Regions from separate parts of the Homo sapiens genome. Here region 2 is linked to region 1. The links are chromatin loops, found by intact Hi-C in ENCODE. Cell type or tissue: OCI-LY7. All regions are shown on one strand.

Region 1 (2,500 bases):
TCTTACCTGAGCAGAGTAATTGGGTGAGATTGTTCATGGAGGCATTGCTGGCTCTCTAGTCCTGGAACCTACAGTTGGTCCAATTCATTATGCCAAAGGGTCCGTCTAGGAGGTTCTTGTTCCAAGTATTGAGATTCCCGAGAGAAGTAGGTCCCCTTAGATAGAAGCAGAGTTTCTCAGAGGTATTTAGCAGCAGCTGGTGGACACAGGACTCAGGGAGCTGGCCCCCCTCTTCCCTTCCATGTCTTTCATTCCTGCATGGGAACCTGTCAGATGGGGAGATTGTTAAAATCTCACCACTGGAGGGGAGGGCCTCAAAGGCCATGGAGACAGCACCTCTCTCTTAGTGAAGGCATCTTCAGATAGAATTCAGCACAAATTCAAAGGTGGCTCCCCAGACCCTATCTGTCACATCGCCCTCTCATCTATTAGTATCTGAAGTCACCTTGATCATTTATTTGTTTACTTGATTATTGTCAGCCTCTCATCACATGAATGTGAGCTTCATAAGAACAGAGACCTTATCTGTTTTGGCCAACATTTCACCCCCAGTGTCTAGAAAGTGCCTCATGCAATGAATAGGTCCAATACATATTTCTTCAATAAATGAATGAATGAATGAATGCCAAAGACTCCTTCATAAAAGCCAGGGTCAACTGACCTCTGCCAGAATTTTGGAGAGCCTACACCACAGACTTTTGAACCTCTTAGCTGATGACAAATCTTTAGCCTTCGAAGCGGAAATTGATTTGAAAGAGCCCAAAGTACTCCGGTAAAGTAGGTGATGTTGAACTGGGTAATGTCAATTTCAGAAAAAGAGGACACGTGCCTGTGAAACACCAAGAGCAGTGTCCTGGGGTTGGGGAGGACACCTGCCTGGGTGTGGGTGGCCAAGGGGAAGAAGGAAGAGAAAGAGCAGGGGAAGATGCTGTCCCACAGCCACCACCACAGGTGTTCACCGGCCTCAGGCGCCAGCCCTGCTCAGGGTGAGAGGCGAAGAGGGAGGTGTGCTTAAGGCCAAATGAAAGAGGATCTGCCACCCTCTCCTCCCCCAACTCTTACCACATTCTAGCAAAGAGAGCTGCAGGAGCAGTCAGGAAATCCCCTAACAAGGCAAGCATTGGAACCAAGAGCCCAGGTGGCACGGATGAGTCACTTCACTTACTTGGACTCAGTTCCCCTATTTGTGAAATGAAGCAAGGATGAGAAGAGGAACAAGACGTGATCAAGAAAAAGGCAAATGTTTTCACAAGTGCCTGTCATTGCCCCCTTCTGTTGTCCCCTTCCACATGTCACCTGGTACATTGTACATTTCTTCTAACAATTGTGTTATTGGCCAGGAAATACAGAGAATTCTTTTAGAGAATAGGTTTTCTAAGTGTTAAAATTGTTTTTATTTTTAATTTTGTAAGGGGAGGACATCATCACCTTTTCAGTTTGGGACTTTTGAAGTGTTTGTTTCATTAGGTCACATTCAGATGGTTTTAGAATTCAAAAGGTACAAAAGGATAGTCCTGGAAAAGCTGCTCATCTGCTCTTGACCCCAGCCATCTAGTTCTCCTCCCTGGAGGAAACCAGCATGCCCAGTTTATTGTGTACGTTATGTGTACATGAGCAAACACACAGACACACAGAAACACACTCACCATACAGGCGTCTTCCTTACACATGACAGTGTACTACATACTTTGTTTTGCCTTTTGCTTTTTCACTTAATATATCTAGGAGTTAATTTATTATTAATACATACAGAACTTTCTCATTCCTTTCTTCCTCTTCAGAGTGTTCCGTTCTATGGTTGCTCACAGTTTATTTAACTGGTCATCTAGTAGTAAATTTAGATTGTTTCCACTTTTTACACTTGAAATGATGATGTAATTATTAAACTGCAACAAACATCATTTGCACAGGTGTAAATATGTGTGTAAAATTAGAGAAATGGCCATTAAAGTAGATCTGCCATCCCAGTTTTAGGAAGTCAGTATTCCTTTTTACAAATCCAAAATACAGTGTTACCCAATTTGACTACTCATATTATAATCCAGATTTCACTCTGGCTGTTTCCAAAAATCAAAGCACTCCTCAGAGAACAAAGATATGACATCACTGAGGATATTCAACAGAACTACCAATTTCTCTAAAGGCCGACCTCCAAGGAGAATCCAAACGCCTTCAGCAATAACAGCATCACTAGAGTGAGTATAGCATGTCCCTGGATGCTGATGATGGAGCGATAAACCCTCATGACACAGACATTTCCAAACAATTCAGGCAAAGTTTACTGAGTGCCAACTACATAGTCTGTTTAAAGCCCAGTCTGTCCTATTACACTGGTCTTTCAGTTTAAATAAATAAATAAATAAATATAAATAAATAAATAACCCAGTCTGTAAGGATGAATAGAAAAAGGCCTTGTCATCAAGAAACCAATGATCTAGGGAGCAGTTCTCAAAGTGTAGTCCAGGGACCCCCTGGGGGTTCCAGAGATCTTTTCAGAGGG
Region 2 (2,500 bases), 1.5 Mb after region 1:
CAGCTCCCCCCGCTTTTGTTTTTTGAGGCAAGGTCTTGCTCTGTCGCCTTGGCTGGAGTGCAGTGGTGTGATCACAGGTCACTGCAGCCTCAACCTCCCAGACTCAACTGATCCTCCCACTTCAGCCTCCAGAGTAGCTGGGACTACAGGTGCACGCCACCATATCCAGGTAATTTTTGTATTTTTTTGTAGAGAGGGGGTTTCACCATGTTTCCCTGGCTGTTCTCAAACCCCTGGGCTCAAGAGACCTGCCTACCTCCGCCTCCCGAAGTGCTGGGATTATAGGCATGACCCACCTCGCCCAGCACAACCCCCACCTCCCCTACTTTTTTTAAAAAAGAGACAAGGTCTCACTCTCTTGCCCAGCCTGGGGTGCACTGGTTGTGATCATAATTCACTGCAGCTTTGAACTCCTGGGCTCAAGTGATATCCCGCCTCAGGCTCCCAAGTAGCTAGAACTAAAGGCACACCCCACTGCATCTAGCTAATTTTTTCTTTTAGAAATGTTTTGTAGAGATACAGGTCTCACTATGTTGCCAAGGCTGGTCTCAAACACCTGGCTTCAAGTAAGCTTCCTGCCTTGACTTCTCAAAGTGCTGGGATTACAGTCATGAGACAGCTAAACTTTTTAAAAATTAAAAAAAAAAAAAACCAAAAAACTAGAAATACCGAAAATGATTTACCTGATTGATTTGTCCAGGAGAGATCCTGCAAGCACTGTCAGATGTTGAACACTGAGCAGAGGTGGAAAATGATGTCATTTTGGTAGTGAAGAAACTGCAGTCTGTTGGTAAAACTAAATAGAAAAAAAAATTTATAACATCTATTCTAATGCAGAAAATTCCCTATTTAGCATTCACACAAAGGCAACCAGCAGAAGTAAAAGACACATATGACACATATAATGGAGCACCGTACACAAATGCTGTATACCCTTGCTGAGGTTCTGCATATCTTCTGACTACTTTCTAGTTCTGATTTAATTAAGAGTAAGAATCGTCCAAGCTTCTCTCAGGTGAAGGCTGAAACAGTAACAGTTTCAGGCACGCTCCAACCTCCAACTGATGTTAATCAGTAAACTGTTTTAGCTGAAAGTCAAATCATTATCTCCCCAATGGTTATCAGGTAGAGCACTCTCTAGATGCAAGACTGGGGATTTACCAAGGTAAGTCACAGGTTTTAAGATTCCAACAGGACTTCTAGGAAAACCTCTACAACATGTTGGAACATGTCTTGACAAAGGACCATAGAAAGTTAACTAAGAGTCAACATTTTAAGTACCAGTTAAAACAGCTTGTAAATGTACCAACCCCAGAAAAAAACACAGCAATTACAAACCTACAAAATGGGTTAAACCGAGATGGACATATACCATCAAAGAAAAGATGTAGCATGAAGTGAAATACAGAGTAAAGTTCAATGAAAATCTTTCACCTACCTTTTATCCTTAAAAAAACAAAAGCTACAGAGAAGGAAGATAGATTGTTTATTTATTTATTTATTTTGAGACACAGTCTCGCTGTCCCCCAGGCTGAAGCGCAATGGCGCAATCTCGGCTCACTGTAACCTCTGCTTCCCAGGTTCAAGCGATTCTCCTGCCTCAGCCTCCTGAGTAGCTGGGATTACAGGCACACGCCACCACGCCCAGCTCATTATTGTATTTTTAGTAGAGACGGGGTTTCACCCTGTTGGTCAGGCTGGTCTCAAATTCCTGACCTCGTGATCCGCCCACCTCAGCCTCCCAAAGTGCTGGGATTACAGGCGTGAGCCACCATGCCCAGCCGGAAAATAGATTTTTAAATAAACTTAAGTTAACCTTCATTTATGCCTTTTTCTAACAAAAGGCAACAATTATTAAAACTGATGACTAACAAGCCACATCAGGGAAAGGGTAAATGGCGACTAGAATAGGCCAGGTGCAGTGGCTCACGCCTGTAATCCTAACAGTTTGGGAGACTAAGATGGGCAGATCACCTGAGGTCAGGAGTTTGAGATGTAGGATTTAATAAATTCCTCTTCAAAGGTTTTAGCCTGTAAATTGTTAAGTACAATGAGTTCTGAGATGCTCTCCAAAAAACCAATGTATCTGTATGTTCAGCTCCCCTGTTCTTTGTTCTTCATTTAAAACTTTAAAAGTTTAACTTCCTCATTCTCTTCATCTCCTTGCCCCTCGTTTCAGTAAACAACCCCCTCCTAGCTTCTATCACCTGCTCCATCCTGAGTCACTCCTGGTCACCTCCCTTGACCTGAGTCATCCTGAGTCACCTGTTCTGTAACTGTTCTTCCCGCCATACTACTCGCCCAGCCACTCCAGCTCATACCCCTGCTCTCTTTAAAATAGCCCATCAGTATTAGCTTAGACTGTGCGGTCCAACCCTAGCCAATACGGGAACAACACAGAAGTAGGGGCTACCTGCGTCAGGGATAAGAACCCCTTCCCCTCCCTTGTTCAGGTGTGCTCTCACCATTGCTCCATCCGTGAGATGCACCCTTCCATAGA

The links. Peaks named below come from ENCODE experiments on the same cell type or tissue, not always from the same donor. Only the 100,000 strongest peaks of a DNase experiment are listed, where the experiment ranks them.
Region 2: a loop joins it to region 1, with 17 times the contacts of the local background. A loop is called at or near these places in 2 of 110 quality-filtered maps.

What each region holds. Positions count from the first base shown.
Region 1 is chr1:206,049,508-206,052,007 of GRCh38, reverse strand. No RefSeq gene overlaps it. Among named protein-coding and RNA genes, the nearest start is that of RHEX, 2.4 kb to the left of the region's middle. RefSeq lists enhancers at 803-1,302, 2,457-2,500. In OCI-LY7, a CTCF peak has its summit at 1,303 (motif pointing left); a DNase peak (open chromatin) is centred at 1,067; H3K4me3 peaks cover 1,820 bases; H3K27ac peaks cover 2,345 bases.
Region 2 is chr1:204,523,780-204,526,279 of GRCh38, reverse strand. It overlaps MDM4 (MDM4 regulator of p53), which reads right to left. Exons shown (of 11, transcript NM_002393.5): 2 at 684-796. The coding sequence starts at 761. Among named protein-coding and RNA genes, the nearest start is that of MDM4, 8.6 kb to the right of the region's middle. RefSeq lists an enhancer at 688-1,887. In OCI-LY7, a CTCF peak has its summit at 1,092; a DNase peak (open chromatin) is centred at 2,219; H3K4me3 peaks cover 1,128 bases; H3K27ac peaks cover 2,500 bases.